Linked DNA regions of Homo sapiens: region 1 is linked to region 2. A link is a loop called in an ENCODE intact Hi-C map of the cell type or tissue named here. Cell type or tissue: mammary epithelial cell. All regions are shown on one strand. Links, peaks and the distances in the headings refer to the core of each region. The heading gives the core; the rest is flanking DNA. Region 1 has its middle 70 kb from the start of MAGEB16. Region 2 has its middle 420 kb from the start of MAGEB16.

Region 1 (11,707 bases), core at 935-8,934, 350 kb after region 2:
CAGGAGAACACATGGGTTATTTTTACCTTTTGGCTATTGTGAATAGTGTTGCTATAAAAATTCGTGTAGAAGTTTTTCTTTGAATATCTGTTTTCTATTCTTTTGAGAATATACCTCGCAGTGGAACTGCTAGGTCCTATGGTAATTCTGTGTTTAACTTTTTGAGTAATCTGCAAACTATGTTCCACAACAGATACACCATTTTACATTTCTACACACAATGTATAAGGGCTACAATTTTTCTACATTCTTGCTAACACTTGTTATAATTTTTATTTTGATTGTAGCCATCTCATTGGGTGTAAAGCAGTATCTCATTGTGGTTTTGTTTTGCATTTTCCTAATGATAAATTATGCTGAGCATCAATTCATTTGTGTGTTGGTCATTTGTATATTTTCTTTGGAGAAAAGCCTATTAAAATCTTATGCCCGTTATTTTTTTGTTTTGTTTTCTGTTGTTATTACAGTATTTTATATATTCTGGTTATTAATTTTTTAACAAATATATAATTTACAAATATTTTCTCTAATACTGTGGCTTTTCTGTTCTCTTGATAGTGCACGTATTAGTCAGGGTTTTCCAGAGAAACAGAACCAATAAGAGATGGATGGATGGATAGATAGATAGATAGATAGATAAACAGATAGATAAAGAGGGAATTTGTTATGGGAATTGGCTCACACAATTATGGACACAAGAATTCCCATGATATATCATCTGCAAGCTGGAGAACCAGGAAAGCTGTCGGTGTAATTTAGACTGAATCTGAAGGCTTGATAACTAGGGACACTGCTGGTGTAAGTCATGGAGTCCAAAGGCCCATGAACCAGGAACTCTGATGTTTGAGGGCAAAATAAGATGGATATCTTAGCCTAGGAAAAGAGAGTTAATCCTCCACTTTTCCACTGTCAGAACTCTCAACAGATTGGATGATATCCACCCACATTAGTGAGGGTATATCTTCACCCAGGCTGGAGTGCAGTGGCGCAATCTCAGCTCACTGCAACCTCCACCGCCCTGGGTTCAAACAATTCTCCTGACTCAGCCTCCCAAGTAGCTGGAATTACAGGCACCCGCCACCACGCCCAGCTAATTGTTGTGTTTTTAGTAGAGACAGGGTTTCACCATGTTTCCCAGGCTGGTCTCGAACTCCTGACCTCAGGTGATCCACTGGCCTCGGCTTCCCAAAGTGCTGGGATTACAGGCATGAGCCACAGCAGTTTGCTGATTCAAATGTCAGTCGCTTCTGGAACACCCTCACAGACACACTCAGAAAGAAACTTTTACCTGCTATCTGAATATCTGTTTTTAAAGTAACGGCAAGAACCGCAATTACTTTTGCACCAACCTAATACCTTCACATTTTATTCTTGTCCCCATCTATGTCTTCTCTCCTTCCGTAACTTTCATTATGCATATGTTAATGTGTTTGATGGTGTCCCACAGGTCTCCTGGGCTTTGTTAACTTATTTTTTTTTCCTCTGTTCTCCTCAGACTGGATAATCTGAATTGTCCTATTTTCAAATTTGTCGATTATTTGTTCTGTCTTATTATGCCGTTTTTCTTTTCTACTAAACTTTTTGTCTGTTATTATACCATTCAGCCCCAGAGATTCTAGTTGGATTATTTTTATATTTTTCATGTTTTTATTGATATTTTCTTTCTTTCATACATGTGTGTCCTTTGTTCCTTTAGTTATTTGTCCATGGTATTTTTTTAGTTCTTTTAGCATATTCAAGACAGTTGATTTAAAGTCTCTTTGGAAGTTCGGTATTTGGCCTTCCTCAGGGACTGTTTCTACGTTTCCATTCATTTATTTTGTGTATTTATGATTGGGATATACTTTCTTTTTTCTTTGCTTGCCTCATGATTTATTTTGAAAATTGAACATTCGGAATATTGTAAAAAACTGTGAGTTTTTTATTAGATCTCAGAATTTTGAAAAAAAATGATTCTGAGTTGCAATATTAGAAAACAAATTATTCTACCTCCTAAGGGTTTGTTCTGCTGGTTGTTGTAGTTACTTTTCATTAAGTGACTTTTATGAACTGTTTTTATAAAGTGTATATATTTTGCATGTGTGGAAATTGATGTGTTTGTTCCATTAGCTTAGTAATCAGCTAGAGATCTGGCAAACAATACCTAAAATGCCATAAGGCAAAAATAAATAAATATTTAAATATCTTCCAGTCTTTGCAAATTGGGTCTGTGTTGGGACACCCCTACAAAGCTTAGCTAGGTTGTTTATAACTCTATCTTAACATTTAATTTCTGCTTGCACAGAGCTTAGCTATTAGCTAGTAGTGAAAGCTCATGGTCTTCGTACTTATTTTCCGAGTATGCATTTTTGTCCTGGGAATGTATATGGCCTCCTAGGTTCCCCAACATACACCAAAACTTTTAAAAGTACTTATTGCTTCAAGTATCTTCTCTCCCAGCTTCTTTTTTTACCAGGCTTCTCATTCTGTCGAATGTTGGCATCAGTTTTAGTCCTTTACCCCAGGTGGCTGTAGCTAATACTTTTGCATTTAACATTTGCTTTTGACAAATGTTGCTCAAGAAGCCACTTCAGCCCTGGCAATGCTTTATGCAAGTTTAACAAACACAAGCTCTTGAGCTAATCCTTCAGAGGTATATCAGACATGTCAAAACACACAACCCTTTTGCTTTGAGAATAATGTGTATATTGCTCTCTCTAGTACCAGAAACTTTTAACAGGTATGTGGATTCTTCCATTCATGGCTACTGCCAAGCTGAGGAGTAGGTTATAAAAAATGATTAGGTTAAAACACCAAAATATTCTCTTATCAATATTCAACAGCTTTTTTTTAATTGAGTTTTCCTGATTGCTGTGAGTTTTTTATTAGATCTCAGAATTTTGAAAAAAAAATTGATTCTGAGTTTGTGCCAGCCTGTCTATTATTTTATGGAGGGACAAAGTTTTAATAGTTTTTACTGTGCCATTTTTGATGACTTACAAAAGTTATTTTTATATCAGAAGGAACTGAGTATTGTGTGAAAGTAGTTTTCTTTTTTTCCTCATAATTTCAATGGTAATTCACAATCTATTTGCTCTTTGATTTTGATTCAACTTATTACAACTGTTTCTCTTTTGTTTTTGTTGGTAGCTACTCTCCTCTCTACATGCCTATACCACTGACTTCTCTGGTTAACATAGAAAAAATAAAATCTCATCCTGTCAATGAACATTTGGGAAGAATTATTAACCTCATGATGACCATAGGAATTTGGGGAAACGTTACATGAAAACTGTAGTCTCAAATCAAAATAGTAATTGTTCAGAAAATTACACATAATATGAGTCTCCTCTACATTGGTGTATCTTCTCCCACTTTAGTCACCCTAATTCATTTCCTTATTGTTATCATATCATTATCATCCCACGCTCAACAATCACATACTCCTTAAACAAATGTGAGGATAAAATCTGGGAATCAAAAATCTGTACACATGTGGTAGTTATTTATTATTAGGCATCTTCTCTGAGTTTCTTATCAATGGTACTACCACTTAGTCTGCCAGGTTCTGTATGCTTTGGAGGTACAAATATTTTAGTACCAAGCAACACCACTTCAAATGCCATATACTAAATGAAGAAATAGTAATTTCTATTGGTCTACACCCATGCTAATTTTATAGACCTGATTACTATTGCAAGAAACCTTAGAATATGGAAAAGGAATACAGCAAATTTTAAAGTTTGACATTTTTAAGCTAGATTCTCAAGAATTTTAATTTATTATTTTGTTTATTACTCCCCAGGGTTTAATTTACCAAAAAAATACAGCAAGTATTCTAGGCTTGAGGACAGTAAATACCAAAGAAAGGATATGATTCCTGCCCTCAGAGTAGTCACATTAAAGTGAAGGAAGCAACCTTGTATAGGACTAATCTAACTTACAATTAAACTGTTTTAATTTGGAGTAGGCGCCCTCTCCAGGTGGATGGTAAAAGTTTACTGAGCACATATTTCATTCATAAAAATAAAAAAAAAAATGCATCTTTTGCTTCAGTGTATGCAACCTTGTACTGAGCGATCCTTGCCCTCAACAAGGTGCTCCTTGCAAGGCATCATCTATGCTAGTGTACATGGTGTCCTTAAATATGTCCACTAATTTCTATAACACACACAGAGCATGACAATTTGTATAACAAAAGGAGGAATTTATTTGTTTATAATGGTACAGACAAGAGATAACTGATAAACAAATATGTTTGATCAAAGAGAATGAGTAGAAATTTGTCAGATAAACAATGAGATGATCAAGAGAGATGTGTTAGGGAGAAGACCACGAAAAGAGCAAGGCAAAACAGGTAAGCATGAAATTTGACGGACTCTTGACCAGAGAACTCTGAGAATGGTTTGGAATAAGTGACAACAAATTGTTTGCTTAGATAAGATAAAGTGATATTGAAAAGAGCAGTAAAGTTCAAATTGAATAAATTAGGTTTTGTTTTACTGAAGGTATTGAGCATAGATATAATCTGATTTCATCTTTGTTTTATAGTCTCTGTAGCCAATATTGGGTGTATATTCATTTGAAGACAAAAACGGGAATCAGGGAGACTGGCTAATTGGATCTTGCAATCTATTCTCTGCTGCCTTTCATTTTTTTCTATGATTCTGGAAAGGAATATGCAAATCTACTGTTTGATTACTAGCAGTAGAAACAGAAAAAGGACTGTAAGAAGCAATGGTAAAAGAAAATGTGACAAAACTTGATTTGATAAAAGAAAGAGGAAGAAGAAAATGGGGTATAAGGGAGAACTGTAAAGATGAATCTGGCTGTAAAAATAAATATTAATAAGGGTATGGATGATATTCAGATTTGAAGGCAGGCAAATTTTCATTTGCTTGCAGAGCAAATAAATGGCAAATTTTTTAATCAAATATTTTTTTTTCCAAGAAATATGGTAATAATGGGCAAGAGAGGAAGGGTGTTCATTTTATTCTCACAATAACATCCAGAGTCTAAATACAGCTTTCTGGTATTTGCTAGAGAATGTCATACCACGTACTCTGTATTTTTATTAAGCAACCTGTTTATATGTTATTCCATTTAAATATGTATTACTTTCTGCAAGTGTTTGTGAAGTAATCTCTCAGGAATGCAGTTAAGATTCTGTAAAAATGACGGAATTTACTCAGTATAGTCATCCAAACCTTTTTTTAAAATTTACTTAACTTTTATTTTAAATTCAGGGGTACATATGCAGGTTTATTACATAGATAAATTTGTGTCTTGAGGGGTTGTTCTGCAGATTATTTTGTCACTCAGGTATTAAGCATAGATTATTTTTCCTGGTTCTCTCCCTCCTCCCACCCTCCTCCCACTGATAGGTGCCAGTGTCTGTTATTCTCCTCTATGTGTTCATGTGTTCTCATCATTTGGCTCCTGTGGTCTCATCATTTAGCTCCCACTTATAAGTGAGAACATGCAGTATTTGGTTTTCTCTTCCTGTGTTAGTTTGCTTAGGATAATGGCCTACAGCTGCACCCATGTTGCTGCAAAGGAGATAATTTCATTCTTTTTATGGCCGTATAGTATTCTATGGTATATATGTACCACAATTTCTTTAGTCTACCACTGACAGGCATTGAGATTGATTTCATGTCTTTGTTATTGTGAATAGTGCTGCAATGAACATGTGCACACATGTGTCTTTATAATAAAATGATTTCTATTCCTTTGGGTATATACCCAGTAATGGGAATGCTGGGTGGAATGGTATTTCTTTTTTTAGCTACTTGAGGAATCAGCACACTGTCTTCCACAATGGTTAAACTAACTTAGACTCTCACCAACAGTGCATAAGCATTTTTTCTCCACAACCTCACCAGCATCTGTATTTTTTGACTTCTTAAGAATAGCCATTCTGACTGGTGTAAGATGGTATCTCATGTGGGCTGCAATTTGCATCTCTCTAATGATCAGTGATGCTTTCTTCATATGATTGTTGGCTGCATGTATGTCTTCTTTTGTGTAGGGGTTCAGTCAGGATGGTGGGGAAAATTATAAAATAAAACACGAACCTTCTTGGAAGGCCAAAAGGTTTTTGCATAGCTTCAGATAGTTTGGCTGAGAGCAGCCAGTCTCTTTGCAGGAACCAGAGTGCTTAGGGCCCAGATACAAAGGAATGTAGAGTAGTTTATCTAAAGAGCTTGTTTACTCATGTGGTCCTAAAGCTAACCTTTGATTACTCATGGGCAGGATGGCTCTCTCGGGGGTAGGTAACCAGGTTGATTACCCTCTAATAGTGTTGACTTAAAGCTTTTGTCATTTAATGTGTGCTAAATAAATGCCAAGAAGGCCAGCTAGCTGGGGCCGTGGCTGACAGCACTCTCCTTAGAGTCTGTAAGTGGCCTGGATACTTGGCCGGTCTGACAAGCAGAATATCTGTGTCAGTGTACATTATGCATCTGTCATTGAATCAGGATATGCAAGACAGACTCCTGCACTTTTGAAAAGTGTCTATTCATGTACTTTAACCATATTTTAATGGTGTTTTGTTTTTCTTTTGTAAATTTAAGTTTCTTGTAGATGCTGGATATTAGACCTTTGTCAGATGCAGTTTGTAATAATTTTCTCCCATTCTGTAGGTTGTCTGTTTACTCTGTTGATAGTTTCCTTTGTTGTGCATAAGCTCTTTCATTTAATTATATACCACTTGATAATTTTTGCTTTTGTTCCAATTACTTTTGGTATCTTCATCATAAAATTTTTGTCCATTCCTATGTCCAGAATGGTATTGCCTAGGTTGTCTTCTAGGGTTTTTATTATTTGGGGTTTCACATGTAAGTCTTTAACCATAATGAGTTAATTTTTTATATGATGTAATGAAGTGGTCCAGTTTAATTTTTCTGCATATGGCTAGCCAGTTATCACAGCACCATTTATTGAACAGGGAATCTTTTCCCCATTGCTTGTTTTCAGGCTTGTCAAAGATCAGATAGTTCTAACTGTTCAGCCTCATTTCTGGACTCTCTATGCTGTTCCATTGGTCTATGTGTCTGTTTTTGTACCAGTACCATGCTGTTTTGTTTACTGTAGTCCTGCAGTATAATTTGAAGTTGGATAGTGTGACGTCTCCAGCTTTATTCTTTTTGCTTAGGATTACCTTGGCTATTCAAACTCTTTTTTTGGTAACATATGAATTTTAAAATATTTTTTCCTAATTCTTTGAAGAATGTCAGTGGTAGTTTAGTGGGAATAGCTTTGAATCTGTAAATTGCTTTGGGTAGTAAGGCCATTTTAATGATACTGATCCTTCCTATCCATGAGCATGGAATGCTTTTTCATTTGTTTGTGTCATCTCCAATTTCTTTGAGGAGTGTTTTGTAGTTCTCCTTGTAGAGATCATTCACCTCCCTGGCTAGTTGTATTACTAAGTATTTGTTTTTTTTATGTGACAGTTGTGAATGAGATTGCACTCCTGATGTGGCTCTCAGCTTGACTGTTTTTGGTGTGTAGGAATGTTAGTGATTTTTGCATATTGATTTTCTATCCTGAGACTTTGCTGAAGTTGTTTATCAGCTTAGGGAGCTTTTGGGCTGAGACTATAGGGTTTTCTAGATATAAGATCATGTCACCTGCAAACAGTGATAGTTTTACTTCCTCTCTGCTTATTTTGGATCCCTTTATTTTTTTCTCTTGCCTGATTGCCCTGGCAAGGACTTCCAATACTATTTCGAATAAGAATGGTGAGAGAGGGCATCCTTGTCTTGTGCTGGTTTTCAAGAGGAATTCTTCAAGCTTTTGCCTGTTCAGTATGATGTTAACAGTAGGTTTGTCACATATGGCTCCTATTATTCTTAGGTATGTTCCTTCAATATCTAGTTTATTGAGAGTTTTTAACATGAAAGGATGTTAAATTTTATTGAAAGCCTTTTCTGCATCTATTAATATAATCTTGTGTTTTTTTTCTTTAGTTCTGTTTGTGATGAGTCATACTTATTGATTTGTGTAGGTTAAACCAACTGTGCATTAAAGAAATAAAGCCTACTTGATCATGGTGGATAAGCTTTTTGACGTGTTGCTGAATTCCATTTGCCAATTTTTTTTGATGATTTTTGCATCAATGTTCATAAAGGATATTGGCCTAAAGTTTTCTTTTTTTTTTTTTTTGGTTGTGTCTCTGCCAGGTTTTGGTATCAGGATAATGTTGGCCTCATAGAATGAGTTACGGAGGAGTCCCTCCTCCTCAGTTTTTTGGAATACTTTCAACAGGAATGGTAGCAGCTCTTCTTTGTACATCTGGTAGAATTCAGCCACGAATTTGATCCTGGGCTTTTTTTTGTTGGTAGGCTATTTATTACTGACTCAATGTCAGAGCTTCTTATTAGTCTTTTCAGATATTAAATTTCTTCCTGGTTCAGTCTTGGGAGCATGAATGTGTCCAGGAATTTATTCATTCTTCTAGATTTTCTAGTTTTTATGCATAGAGGTGTCCATAATATTCTCTGATGATTGTTTTTATTTCTGTGGGGTCAGTGATAATATCTCCCTTGTCCTTTCTGATTGTGTTTATTGAATCTTCTATTTGTTCTTCTTTATTAGTCTAGCTAGCAGTTTATCTATTTTATTAATTTTTTCAAAAAAAAACAACTTCTGGATGTGTTGACCTTTTGAATGGTTTTTCATGTCTCAACCTCTTTCAGTTCAGCTCTGCTTTTGGTTGTTTCTTGTCTTCTGCTAGCTTTGGGATTTCTTTGCTCTTGGTTCTCTAGTCTTTTAGTTGTGATGTTTGGTTGTTAACCTGACATCTTTTTTACTTTTTGATGTTGTCATTTAGTGCTATATATTTCCCTCTTAACACTGCCTTAGATTCATGCCATAGATTCTGGTATGTTGCATATTTGTTGTCATTAGTTTCAAATAACTTGATTTCTGCCTTAATTTCATTATTTACTCAAAAGTCATTCAGGAGCAAGTTATTCAATTTCCATGTAATTGTATGATTTTGAGTGAATTTCTTTTTTTTTTTTTAGATGAAGTCTCATTCTGTCGCCAGGCTGGAGTGCAGTGACACGATCTCAGCTCACTGCAACCTCCACCTCCTGGGTTCAAGCGATTCTCCTGCCTCAGCCTTCTGAGTAGCTGGGACTACAGGCGTGTACCACCATGCCCAACTGATTTTTGTGTTTTTAGTAGAGACGGGTTTTCACCATGTTGGCCAAGATGGTCTCGATCTTTTGACCTCTTGATCCACCCGCCTCAGCCTCCCAAAGTGCTGGGATTACAAGCATGAGCCATCATGCCCGGCTGAGTGAATTTCTTAGTCTTGAGTTTATTTCACTGAACTGTGGTCTGCGAGATTATTTGGTATGAATTCAGTTCTTGTGCATTTTCTGAGGAGTGTTTTACTTCTGATTATGTAAACAATTTTAGAGTAAGTACTGTGTGGCAATGAGAAAAATGTATATTCTGTAGTTTTTGAGTGGAGTATTCTGTGTGTATCTACCAGGTCCACTTGATCCAGAGCTGAGTTCAAGTCCTGAATGTCTTTGTTAATTTTCTGTCTCAATTATCTGTCTGAGATTGTCAGTGGGGTTGTTAAAGTCTCCCACTATTATTGTGTGGGTGTCTAAGTCCCTTTGAAGGTCTCTAAGTACTGGCCTTGTGAATCTGGGTGCTCCTGTATTGGGTGCATATATATTTAGGATAGTTAGCTCTTCTTGTCGAATTGGACCCTTTACAATTATGTAATGCCCTTCTTTGTCTTTTTTTGATCTTTGTTGGTTTAAAGTCTGTTTTGTCAGAAACTAGGATTGCAACTCTTGCTTTTTTTTGTTTTCCATTTGCTTGGTAAATTTTCTTCCATCCTTTTATTTCGAGCCTAGGTATGTCTTTCATGTGAGATGGGTCTTTTAAAGGCAGCATACTACTGGGTCTTGTTTCTTTGTCCATCTGTCCACTCTGTCTTTTAATTGGGGCATTTATACCATTTACATATAACGTTAGTATTGTTATGTGTGGATTTGATCCTGTCATCATGATGCTATCTGGTTATTTTGCAGAGTTGTTTATGTGGTTGCTGCACAGTGTCACTTGTCTGTGTACTTCAGTGTGTTTTTGTAGTGGCTCATAACCATTTTCCTTTCCATATTTAGTGCTTCTTCCAGGAACTCTTGCAAGATGAGTCCAATAGTAATGAATTCCCTCAACATTTGCTTGTCTGAAAATAATCTTATTTTTCCTTCACTTATGAATCTTAGTTTGACTGGATAGATATGAAGTTCTGAATTAATTTTTTTCTTTAAGAATGTTGAATATTGGCCCCCAATCTCTTCTAGCTTGTAGGATTTCCACTGAGGAGCTTGCTGTTAGTCTGATGGGCTGTCCTTTGTACATTACCTCTGCTTTGTCTATTCTGCTATTAATACGTGTGATTACATTTTGAAGTTCTTGTAGTGTGTTTTTCAGCTCTAACAGGTCAGTTATCTTCCTTTCTAAACTGACTATTTTGGCTGTCAGCTCCTGTATTGTTTTATCCTGATTCTTAGCTTCCTTGCATTGGGTTACAACATGCTCCTTTAGCTCAGTGAGGTTTGTTATTACCCACCTTCTGCAGCCTACTTCTGTCATTTCAGCCATCTCAGCCTAAGCCTAATTCTGAGCCCTTGCTGGAGAAGTGTTGCAGTAATTTGGAGAAAAAGGCACACGCTGGCTTTTTGAGTTTTCAGCATTTTTGCATTAATTCTTTCTCATCCTTGTGGGCTTATCTACTTTTGATCTTTGAGGTTGCTGATCATTGGATGGGGTTTTTGGGTTTTGTTGCTGTTGTTTTCTGTTTGTTTTTCTTTTAACAGTTTGGGCACTCTTCTGTAGGGTTGCTGTGGTTTGTTAGGAGCCTGCTCCAGACCCTAGTTGCCTCATTTTTTCTCATACCTGGAGGTATCACCAGTGAGGGCTGCAAAATGCCAAAGATGACGGCCTGCCCTTTCCTCTGGAAGCTCTGTCTCAGGGGGGTTCTGACCTATTGCCAACCCAAACGTGCCTGTGGGAGGTGACTGGAGGCCCTGGTTAGGAGGTCTCACCCAGTCAAGAGGAATGGAATCAGGGACTCACTTAAAGAAGCAATCTGGCTGCTTTTTGGTAGAGTAGTGGTGCTGGGTTAGAGACCCCTTCAGCCCCTGATCAGCTTGAGCTTTCGAAGGCCTACAGGCTAAACCGGCTGAGAAGCCTGAATGGCTAAGCTGGTGGCCTGCCCTGCCCCTCAGGCACTCCATCTTAGGGAGAATATGGGTGGCCAGAGGCCCTGGCTGGGAGGACCCAGCTGGGGGAACCCCCCCCCCCCCACTAGAAGGAGTGGATTGGGGTCCTGCTTAAAGAAGCAGTCTGGCCATGCCTCGATAAAACAGCTGTGTCATGGTGGGGAACCGCCTCTGCCCCTGTTGGCTTATACTCTACAAAGCCCATAGGCTGGAATGGCTGAGTCGTTTGACATACGCAAGTGGTGGTCCTCACCCTGACTCAGGCATTCTGTCCCAGGGAGAGATCAGAGCTCTGCCCCTAATACATGCTGACAGGCATAGCTGGAAGGTCTGGCTGGGAGGTCCTGTCCAGTGAGTAGGAATGGATCGCGGCCTGGCTTAAAGAAGCAGTCTGCTGTGATCTGGCAAAGCCGTGGTGTTGCACTGCTGGGGGGCCCTTCCTCATCTGGACTGTTTGGACTCTCCAAACC
Region 2 (11,707 bases), core at 1,593-9,592:
AATAGTCTTTGACTTATATTATATTCTTAGCTTCTCATTCATTCTACAAGTAAGTAGCCAAGATCATATACCATGCATTTTCTTTATCTGAAGTTATAATAGTGTTACTCTTGATATAAATATCTGCATAGAATTCTAAAGAAATCTACAAAGGTAAGAAGAAAGACATATTCCTATCAGCCTGCTGTCTTCTAGGAGTCCATTTCTCCACTTTCTGTCAACAACACTCTTCATTTCCTATTCCAAATTTCCCATCTTCATGCTATTCATGTCTCTATTTCCTTCTGCTTCTGCTTCTGCTTCATGCACCTCATGTCACCTCACATTACTGTAATTTTTCTTACAATTTACAATTTTCTTACAATCTGCCTCCTCTTCCTTTTAATGGCAAGATGACTCGCTCATCTTTTTAGGATTACTTGTATAGACAACCCAAATTCTTTAGAAAATTCTTTAGAAAACAGACCCTGTAGTCCAAATTCTTTAGAAAACAGACCCTGTAGCAAAGATTAACACTAACATTTTACTGGTGATGAACTGAGTGTGTAAATTTCTAGGGGAGGAAGGATTCATAAAAGAAAATTGAGGCAAGAAAGAAAGCAAATATAAGATAGAATGTTATCAAGTTGACCACAGATTCAGGAGAAAACATAATTGTTCCATGGACTATGACCATGTGGCTATATGGAGCCATTGCACCTTGGATTAGTATGTAGGAAGAAGAAAAGCAGTGGAATTTATCTAACAAAACCTGCTTCTTTACTGTATCACACTGGTTCAAGCTTGGCACAAAAAGCATTAACTCCGTAAACCTACAGGTGGTCATATTGAGATTATTCAGGCAACCATCAGAAAAGCGAAATTCCCCCAAATCTTTAAAACGGCAACAGGGATGGGGACATATACATATAGGTACAAGAGAATCTGGGGAGGTGCACAAACTAGATCAACCAATTGTACCCCTCCTATCTAATTGCACACTGAGAGTGGAAATGAAAATCAAATTATTTCCAGTTTTAAACACCTAAAAAGTTATAAAAGCTTTTATGACTGTTGCTGTACTTGTTCCTGAGGCTGCAATAAATATTTTTTTCTCCTTCATCAGCATTCCATATTTCTATCACTCTCTTCAAACATTTACTCTTCTTTAGGATGCTTGCCTAGCAGGGTGAACCAGAAATTCATCCTGAAGGGCTAAGCTCTTAGCAATCTTGCCTTTGATGGGCTAGCATTGTTAAAATTGCCCATTTTATACCAATCTCTATGCATGTAAACATTACGAGATGCCCCAGTCAAACCTCTAGGTGAGACATATATTCCTTCCTGTTCTAATTGTGCAGTAGCATTCTTGCTCTTCACAGTTAATGTCATAGAGCGTTTCCTCTCAAAATCATGGCTTCCAGCCAGTCAGAGCCTAAAATTGTGAGACAGTAATGACAAATTGCACAACTGGATCTGTTAGCGTGATGATGAGATGAGCGTATCTTATATCCCACCTTTATTCCCAAACCGTTGTATTCTACCTATTAGAGCTACACCATCATATAATAACATGCATGTTGAGGATGTATATAGCACTTCATGGGTACTGCTATTCATATTTCTGGTGATTAGAAGTCTGCCAGTTTGAGTGGTTTCCAGTGCAAAATAAGGCTCTGATTAACTGCAGAGTGAGATAAAAGCTGCCCTGCCACTTTGGGCAGTATATGTGCTAATGATTCACATTGGGCAGTATATGTGCTAATGATTTGGGCAGTGTATGTGCTAATGACGTGACAGTATATGTGCTAATGATTCTAGCACGTCAAGGATACGTTGTAGAGTCTCTAGCAGGCCCCAGTAAGAGAGTCACAAAACAGACCACCAGTGGCCACTTAAATTTAAAATAATCATAAAACCAAGCAAAAATAATTCACTCAACAAAATTAATTAAATTAATTAAAAATACAATTCCTCAGTCTCACAACCTACATATCAAATGCTCAATAGCCACATGTGACTAGTGGCCACTATATTGGGCAGTGTAGCTATAAACTATTTTTATCATTACAGAAAGTTCTATTGGACAGCCTTGCTCTACATAATGAAAAAAAAAATCTTCTTTAAGTAAGTGACCAATTGTGTGGCTATTGTATCTTAACAAAGACTGAGCACCTGATCATAGGACACCAAGCTACCAAGTGATGAGAGCTGCTCATTATGAAGTGGGTGTTTTCACGTCCACTGAGTTTTAAATTGAGGCTGAGTAAATAAAAAGATTGTAAATTTGGTCCAGAAAAAGAAAAAAAAGAAGTAAGAGCAAAAGAAGTTAACAGTTAGAAAAGTATAGAATATTAGCAACGGAAAGGATCTTTGAGAATGTATTGGTCAGCTTCACCAATAACTTGCAGAGCTCTTCAAGGTGTACAAAGATTGAAAGGGAGAGAAAATCTAAAATTCAGCTGATATCACGATGGGATTAATTCAAAGTCATTTCCTAAGCATCTTTCCACAAAAGCATGTAGCCACATTTAAAGGCAGAGAAAGTGAATCAAAATCTGGAAAGCACCATGCTACCATGAGAAGAGCAGTATTCACAATTCATATAACACACCTCCCAATCTTTCAAATAGTGCTAGGAAGGAAGTTTCTAATGAGGTAATAAAGCATATGCTATGGGTTGAATATGTGCCCGAAACGGAAACTTAATCCTCCAAGCAACACTGTTGAAACGTGGGCCCTTTAAGAGGTGGTTAGGTCATGAGGGAGGGCTCTGCCCTCAGGAATGGATTAATGCCATAAACATAGGAGTGTGTTGGTTATCACAAGAGTGAGTTCCTGATAAAGAATGAATTTCCTGTGCTCCTATACATTAAACAAGAATTTTGAAAGCTTTAACACTTAACAGAAAGTTGAACTCTATGTAGAAAACACTTTATATATCCAATTATCCTTCTGAAGCAATGTTTCTCTGAAGCTTCCACTTCTGATCAAATTTGATTTTGAACCTTTTCCTTGTGACCAATTGTGTAAGCCAACAAATACCTCTCTGTGTTTAGTATTTTGTCATTAGGTGTTAAATTTTCTCCTTTAGGGGGTAATCTTATCTGTATTTTTTCAAAGTTTCTTGTGTCCTTCAAATTTTTTTCATGGAATACCTTAAATTTTCACTCCCCTTGTCTTCACACCCACAGCCTTGCAGTGATTAGCAATGGAAGGTCTACTGGAATTTGTTTTATTATTCTACCTGCAGGTAATTTGTTGTGCATGGTATTCTTTGTCTTCTAATAATGCTGAAGACGTGTATTATGTGTAGTTTTATTTGTTCTCCTTGATGATGTTATTTTATTTTATTTATTTATCTTTTGAGACGAAGTCTCATTCTGTTGCCCAGGCTGGAGTGCAGTGGTGCGATCTCGGCTCACTGAAACCTCCACCTCCTAGGTTCAAGCGATTCTTCTTCCTCAGTCTCCCCAGTAGCTGGGACTACAAGTGCACAGCACCATGCCCAGCTAATTTTCTTTTGTATTTTTAGTAGAGACAGGGTTTCACCATATTGGCCAGGCTGGTCTCCAGGCTGGTCTCAAACTGGACCTCATGATCCACCCGCCTCAGCCTCCCAAAGTGCTGGGATTACAGGCTTGAGCCACTGTGCCCGGCCTATATTTTTATTTTGTTTTGTTTTATGTGGAGGATGTGTGGGTAAAATCAATATCATGTGAGTATCATTAAACTCCAAATCCATGGTATACCATATCTGAAAATTTTTTTATTGACCCAGAACACCTGAAATCAAAACCCAAATCTCTCTGTGTATTCCAAATCTGCTTCTCATCTCCTGCTTTCCATTTCTATGCATATCTTTCTGATGTAGGCATTTGTTATAAACATTCATGTTAGTAATATTTTTTTCTGCATTCCAAAAGTTTGGGTATGTTGTGTCTCTATTTTCATTCATTTCTTAAGAAATTTCTGCCTTGATTTTGTTCTTTACCCAAAAGTCATTCAGGAGAATGTTGTTTAGCTTCCAAATATTTCTATAGCTTTGTAAATTCCTCTCGGTATTCATTTCTAATTTTATTCCACTGTGATCTGAGAAAATACTTAATATAATTTTGATTTTTTGAAGTTACTGAGATTTGCTTTATGGCCAAGCATATGCTCAATTTTGGAGAATGTTTTATGTGCAGATAAGAAAAGTGAATATTCTGCAGTTGTTGGGTAGAATGTTCTGTAAATATCTATTGGGTCAATTTGGGTTGGAGCCCAGCTTATGTCCAGAATTTCTTCATTGGCTTTCTGCCTCAACGACCTGTTAGTATTGTCAGTAGGGTGTTGAATTCTCCCACTGTTATTATATTGGTATCAATCTCTTTTCTTTGATTTAGTGGTATTTGTTTTATGAATCTGGGTGCTCCAGTGTTGGGTGCATATATATTTAGGACAAGACAGGTAAATCATCTTGTTGTATTGAACCAATTATCATTATATAATGCCTTTCCTTTTCTTTTACTGTTGTTAAAGTCTATTTTATCTGATACAAGAATGGCTACTGCTGCTTGCTTTCATTTTCCATTTGTGTGATATATCTTTTCCTACTCCTTTACTTTGAGTCTGTAGATATCTTTAGCTATTATGTAGGTCTCTTATAGGCAAGAGATGGTAAGATCTTGTTTTTTTATCCAACTTGCCAGTCTTATATTTTAAGTGGAGCATTTAGGCCATCAACGTTCAATGTTAATGTTGGTATCTGAGGTTTTGTTCCTGTCATAGTGTCGTTAGCTAGTTGCCCTGGGCTCTCAATTGTGTAATTGCTTTATAGGATCTGTGAGTTTTCTACTTACATGTTTACTTTTATGTTGGGGAGTGGTGTCTTTCATTTCCATGCTTAGAACTCCTTTGAGCGTTTCTTACAGGTTTGATGTAGTGGTGATGAATTCCCATAGTGTTTGCTTGTCTGAAAAGACTTTATTTCTACATTTATGAAACTTAGTATGACAAGATATGAAATACTTGGCCAGCATTTTTTTTCTTTAAAGCCTAAAAATTGGCCTCTAATGTCTTCTGGCTTGTAAAATTTCTACTGAGGTGTCTCTTGTTAAAGTGATGGGATTTCCTTTATACGTGATTTGATGCTTCTCTCTAGTTGCTTTTAAGATTTGTTCTTTCATGTTGACCTTGGAGAGTTTGATGATTACATGTCTTGGTAATGTTCATCTTGTATAGTATCTTCTAGGTGCTTTCTGGATTTATTGTAACTGGATATCCACATCCCTAGCAAGATTGGAGAAATTTTCTTAAATTATTGTCTCAAATATGCTTTCCAAACTTCTTGCTTTTTCTTCTTCTTCCTCAGGAATGTCCACATGTCTAAGTTTTGGTCACTTTACATAATCCCATATTTCTTGAAATCTTTGTTAATTTTTTTAATTCTTTTATCTGATTTAGTTAATTCCAAAGACCAGTCTTAAATCTGTGAAATTTTTCTTCTGTTTGGTCTAGTGTCTTGTTAAAGCTTCCAACTGTGTTTTGAAATTTCTTCTGTGAATTATTCATTTCTAGTAGTTTTGGTTTTTAATAAATAATCTCCTTTTTCTTCTCCAAATTTTTTTGTTTCTTGTGTTGGTTTTCAACTTTCTCTTAGATCTCATTGAGTGTCTTTAAAATATATATTTTGAATTCTTTTTCAATCATTTCAAAGTTTTCATTTTGTTTAGGATCCATCGTTAAAGAGCTAATGTGGTCCGTCGGTGGTATCACAACATTCTTTCTTCGTAATGCTGGAGTTCTTGTGCTTGTTCTTCCTCATCTGTAGAAGCTGTCACTTCTTATTTTTGAATTTCCTTTCATTTAGATGGGATTTTCCTGCCTTGAGGATGTGATTGTAGAATATGTTATGTAGGGTCTTTTGGCTTTGCTTTTATATCCCTGGGCATTTTTTCTTGTGAAGATTTCTATAGGGCTGTGCAGTTTGACCTACAGGCCAGTAGGTGGCACTTATGGCTAAAAGCCAGCTGTAGCAAAAGCAGATGGGTAGGTACTTGATCTTTGTTTAGTGTATGGTCATTTGTGTTGTTTCAAGTGATGAGCTGGACAGTGGAAAATCCGATCCCCTGAACTTCTTGTTCAGCAAATGGAGAGGACACAGCTTTGAAGAGCTGTACTGCATGGCTTGCTCACAAATACCCCCAATGATAAGGATGGACACCAACACTGATAGGAGTGGCTAGGGGAGTTCCTGATGACATGCCCTGAGGTTTCTGTGGGGAATAAGGTGCTTGCACCAGCTCCACTTCCTAAACAGGCAGGAATCTGATCTATTTCTCCATCATACTCCTGCCCCAGGGCTTGTAACTCTCAGTTCAGATGCACACTGTTATCTCCAGGCCACAGTGCTGCTGAGAGCCAGGGAAGACGCTTGTCTGATGATTCTCCACAGGAGTGATTTTAGGGTGGAACCTCATCACTCAGACCAGTACAAATAGCTCTGTGGCTTGCTTGTTCTCTAATGTGGTAATGCTGCTGCTTTGTGTACGGATGGGGAGGGAATCCACCTTTTGGCACATTTGTAACCGCTCAATGGGTTCACCTTGTCTGCTGCCTAGACAGAACTGATTTATCAAGACAGGGGAATTGCAATAGAGAAAGAGTAATTCACGCAGAGCTGGCTGTGCGGGAGACCAGAGTTTTATTATTACTCAAATCAGTCTCCCGGAGCATTCGGAGATCAGAGTTTTTAAAGATAATTTGGCGGGTAGGAGCTTGGGAAGTGTGGAGTGCTGGTTGGTCAGGTTGAAGATGGAATCATAGGGGGTTGAAGTGAGGTTTTCTTGCTGTTTTCTATTCCTAGGTGGAATGGCAGAACTGGTTGAGTCAGATTACAATCTGGGTGGTCCACTGGACAGGTGATCCAGTCCAGTGCAGGGTCTGCAAAATATCTCAAGCACTGATCTTAGGTTTTACAATAGTGATGTTATCCCCAGGAGCAATCTGGGGAAGTTCAGACTTTTGGAGCCAGAGGCTGCATGACCCCTAAACTGTAATTTCTAATCTTGTGGCTAATTTGTTAGTCCTGCAAAGGTAGACTGGTCCCCAGGCAAGAAGGGGGTCTTTTAGGGAAAGGGCTATTATCAATTTTGTTTCAGAGTCAAACCATTAACTGAATTCCTTCTTAAAATTAGTTCTATGCCCAGGAATGAACAAGGACAGCTTAAACGTTAGAAGCAAGACGGAGTGGGTTAGGTCTCATTTCTTTCACTGTCATAATTTCCTAAGTTATGTTTGCAAAAGTGGTTTCACATTCAGGTGAGTGTCAGATGTTGAGTGTGTTGGCTGGTTGGGTTGGCCTGAGTTCAGGCCCCACAGGGAGTAGTCAGATGCTGGCGGTGGTGGACTAGGCTAGGCAAACCTTCCATCCTCAGGCCTCTGGATGGGATGTACAAGATGTACAAGTCCTAAGGGGACTAAACCAGGAATGGGCCAGTACACTTGTTCTTGGATCCCCAGAATTCACATGCTGGCTGAAAGGAGTGGGCTGATCCATGGGTCACCATCAGAACTTTCAGGCAGGAGCAGGCAGAACGCTCAGGCAGTGGCAGAATAGTGGGAGCCCCAGGGCAGATCACAGGCCTGTGGGGGTTGGGCTGTCAGAAGGACTCTGGGCAGCAGCTGAAATGGTCAGGTGGGAACAGGCTGGCTTTGCTGTTAACTTTTCACTGGAGGAATCAGGCCCCCTCAGCTAGAGCAATGGAGGCTGACAGCTGTGGGATGCATGGTCCACTTGAATTTTCCTCCCACAGGAGCAGCAGTAAATTTTGCTGCTGGGGACACACAAAATTGCCCAGCCTTTCTGCTCCTCCCCCAACCCAGGTTCAGGGGTGACAGGAGTGGCTGCAGTGGTGGTGGGTGGTGGTGATGGCAACTGCTATAGGAGCCAAAGGGTGGGTCACTGGCTTCAGAGGTCCTGGCTTTCAGTAGAATATCGGGCTGCAGCCAATATGTACATACAGGGGCAGGGCAGCTGCACTGCAGAACCGTGCTGAAGAAGGGAGGCCTATTTTTCAAGGAGCACCTGAGGCAGGCAGTCATTGCAGTGCATGGCCCACCCACTCCTCTCTACTGCAGCTGTTGTATCTGTCTTTGGGGCATGCAAAAGTGTCTGGCCTGTCTGCTCCCTCCCTGATCCAGCTGCAGCAGCCGGCACCAGGCTTCTCAGCATTCCAAAGCCTGCGGAATTCTAGGTAGGCTTGAGCAGTACCTATGCACTGTCTCCAGGCAGCACCCTGTATTAGACTAAAGGCCTGGGAGGAGTAGAGGGGGATCTCCCATGGCTAGGATTGTACAAGTCCATGGCAGAATTGTGGAACCCCAGGGGTCTCTCACTCACCACTTCTCTGTATCAGGAATCTTCTCTTGGCTCCATGCCAGTCCCAGCTCAGCTGGCTGTACAGCTTTGCTCCTCTCTGCTTTCTATGATTCCTATCACTTCTTTAATGGATTCCAGTGTGCCCTCTTAGGTGATCTACTCAAGTGTTAATATTTACTCACTATTTTGAATTCTGTCTGTGTGGGAGGCTCCCACTATCTGGTTCTATTCAGCCATCTTGAACCGGAACCTCAGAATTGAGTTTTTACATACACTAATCGCATGATCTATTAATAAACACATTATTAGTTGGACTTCATTAAAATTAAAAATATGTTATGCAAAAGACCCCGTCAAGAGGATGAAATAATAAGACACAGACTGAAAGAAAATATGTGCCATACATAAATTTGATACAGAACTTGTACTTAAAACATATAAATAACTCTTAAAACTCAACAATAAGAAAACAATCAACCCTACTAAAATTGGGTTCTAAGAAGACACCACACTACAGAAGATATATATATGACAATTAAGCATATGAAAGATGTTCAACAACATACTTCATTAGGGAATTGCAAATTAAAATGACAATGCTATCACTATACGTTTATTAAAAGAACTAAAATCTTAAACACTGACAACATCAACTAGTGGCAACAAAGTGAAACAAGAGGAACTGTAACTCTTTTGCTGGTTGTAATGCATAATGGTACAGCAACTTTGGAAGACAATTTGGCAATTTCTTATAAAGCTAACCATAGTCTTACCATATGATCCAGAATTCATGATCCTAAGTGTGTACCTAAATGAGTTTTACTTCTTTTTGGATATGAATGCCTTTTTATTTCTTTTTCTTGCCTGATTGCCTTGGCTAGAACCTATAAGCACAATGTTTATTAGAAATGGTGAGGGTGGACATTATTGTCTTGTTCTTAATCTTAGAAGAAACATATTCATTTCATCATTTCTTAAAATATGAAATGCTATACTTTATTTTTCCAGAAAGTATATCTAAGAATATCTGTGAAGAGTAATTTAGAGAGAAAGATTCTTCTAGGTTTCCTTAAAACTCTTCAGTACATGCTATCCATAAGTAGTGACATTTTTATAATTTTTATTTTTTCAGTCTTTCACCATTAAGTATGATGTTAGCTGTAGCCTTTTTAGTAAATTTTTAAAATCAGGTTGAGGAAGTTCCCTTCCATTTCCAGTTTTCTGGAAGTTTTTTTTTTTTTTTTAAATCAGGAATAGATGTTGGATTTTTTTCAAATACTTTTTCTTTATTTATTGAAATAATATTTTTAAGTCTATTAATATGGTCAATGACATTGACTGATACTTGAATTTTGAATATGTCATGAAGTCCTAAATGGTTGTGATATATTATGCTTCTTACATGTTGGTGCATTCAGTTTTCTAAAATTGTGAGCAATATTGATCTTCGGTTCTCTTCATGTGTAATTTCTCTGTCTGGTTTTGGTATAGTAATGCTGACTTCATAGAATGATGTGAAATATTTGCTTACCTTCTCTTTTCTAGAATAATTTGTGTAGAATTGGTATAGTTTCTTCCTAAAACATTTGCTGAAATTTACCATTGAAGCCATCTGCCCCTGAAATTCAATTTGTGGGAAGGATTCTAACTACAAAATCTGTTTATTAAATACAGTGATATTTAGGTTGTCTATGTCTTCTTTAATTACTTTTGATATTGTCTTTCAAGGAATTTTCCCATTGTCAACTAAGTTGTCAAATTTATTGGCATACAGTTGTATTTAATATGCATTTATGCCATTTTACAATTCATCAAATTTACAGTGATGTCTACTCTCTCATTCCTAACTTTCATAATTTATACCCTTACTCTTTTCTTCTTGATAACTTTGGCTAGAGATTTATCAATTTTATATATCTTCTCAAAAAATTGGTTTTACTTGCAATGACTTTTTTTCTATTCATTTTCTGTCTTATACTTTATTTATTTTCATTTTGATTTTTGTTATTTTCTTTCTTATAATTACTTTGGGCTTATTAACTCTTCTAGTTTTTAAGTTGGAAGATGGGTCATTGACTTGAGACCTTTATAGTTTCATCAGCTAGGCATTTAATGCTACAAACTTTCCTCTAAGAACTGCTTTAACTTCTTGGATGTGCGGGTTTATAATTTTCATCAAATTTACAAAAATTAAGTTTCTTAAAGCTGTTTCACTATTCAATTATATTTTTATGTCTTTCGTTTTCCCTCTGTGTTTCACTTTGAATAATGTCCATCATTATGTCTTTAGGGTCATTAATAGTTTCTTCTGCAATGTCTAATTTCCTGTTATTCCTATTCAATGTATTTTTTTTATCTCATACATATTCATCTTTTTATGTAGAAGTTCAATTTGGGACTTTTATAATCTTCCATGTCTCTTCTTAAAATGATCAATCTGTCTTCTGGAATTTCATATATGAAATGGAAATATAACAACTGCTATAATGGCTTTGCCTGTCTTCTAATTTTATTATCTATGCTGTTTCTGAGTCTGTTTCAATTAAGGAATTTTCCTCCTAATTACAGGTAATATTTGCCTTTTGCTTTGCATACATGCTAGATATGTTTGTATTTGTGTAAGTATTTTTGATTTTTATCATGGATGCTATTAAAATACTTGAAAAAAAATCTATTTAGGCCTTGATTTCAAGGTTTTTAGCTGGACCAAAAGAACTATTGGTTTATAGCTCATTTTAACCCCAACTGGGGCAAGACATTTTTGAATACTCTATCCAACACCCCATGAATTATGAAGATTTCTACTCTGGCTGATAGGAATGGGAGCTCTTCCTGGTCCTGTTTAGCTCCAGCAGTTATATCTCTTTAACTCAAAAAGGTCAAGGAGCTCCACACTGCTTACTGATTATGTCTTTCCCAGGAACTATAACATAATCTATTTACTTACTTGGTTATATCATTGCCCCAAGAATTTGAAAAAACATCATTCATTCTAATTAATGTTGACTTAGAGAATAAATGTCATGGGGAACAACTTACACAGTATGTTCAAACAAAAGTGATTTACCACTACTGCCAAATGGCAAGAGCAAGACTAGAAAACCTGAGGTCTTGCCATTGCCAGTGTTTGATTTTATTTCCTCCACTAATACCCAGCCATAGCTGGAAAGGACCACTGTATTTTTATATCAAGCATTTCTAGAATGTAAAGGACTGGTATTTCCTGGCTAGTATGGGCTCTCTGGCCAGGAACACAGAAGATCAAAAAGTGACATTAAAGCCATATGGTTAGACATTAAGAACCTGTTGGAATTTTCTAGGCAGTGAGTGAGGTTTTCTCAATGTTCTTCATCAATACACTAG

The links. Hi-C counts contacts between places; a loop is a spot of excess contacts. Peaks named below come from ENCODE experiments on the same cell type or tissue, not always from the same donor. Only the 100,000 strongest peaks of a DNase experiment are listed, where the experiment ranks them.
Region 1: a loop joins it to region 2, with 21 times the contacts of the local background. A loop is called at or near these places in 8 of 110 quality-filtered maps.

What each region holds. Positions count from the first base shown.
Region 1 is chrX:35,722,424-35,734,130 of GRCh38, forward strand. No RefSeq gene overlaps it. Among named protein-coding and RNA genes, the nearest start is that of MAGEB16, 70 kb to the right of the region's middle. RefSeq lists an enhancer at 5,842-6,580. In mammary epithelial cell, for the core only: a CTCF peak has its summit at 3,965 (motif pointing left); no DNase peak of the experiment used is centred there.
Region 2 is chrX:35,375,032-35,386,738 of GRCh38, forward strand. No RefSeq gene overlaps it. Among named protein-coding and RNA genes, the nearest start is that of MAGEB16, 420 kb to the right of the region's middle. In mammary epithelial cell, for the core only: a CTCF peak has its summit at 5,965 (motif pointing right); no DNase peak of the experiment used is centred there.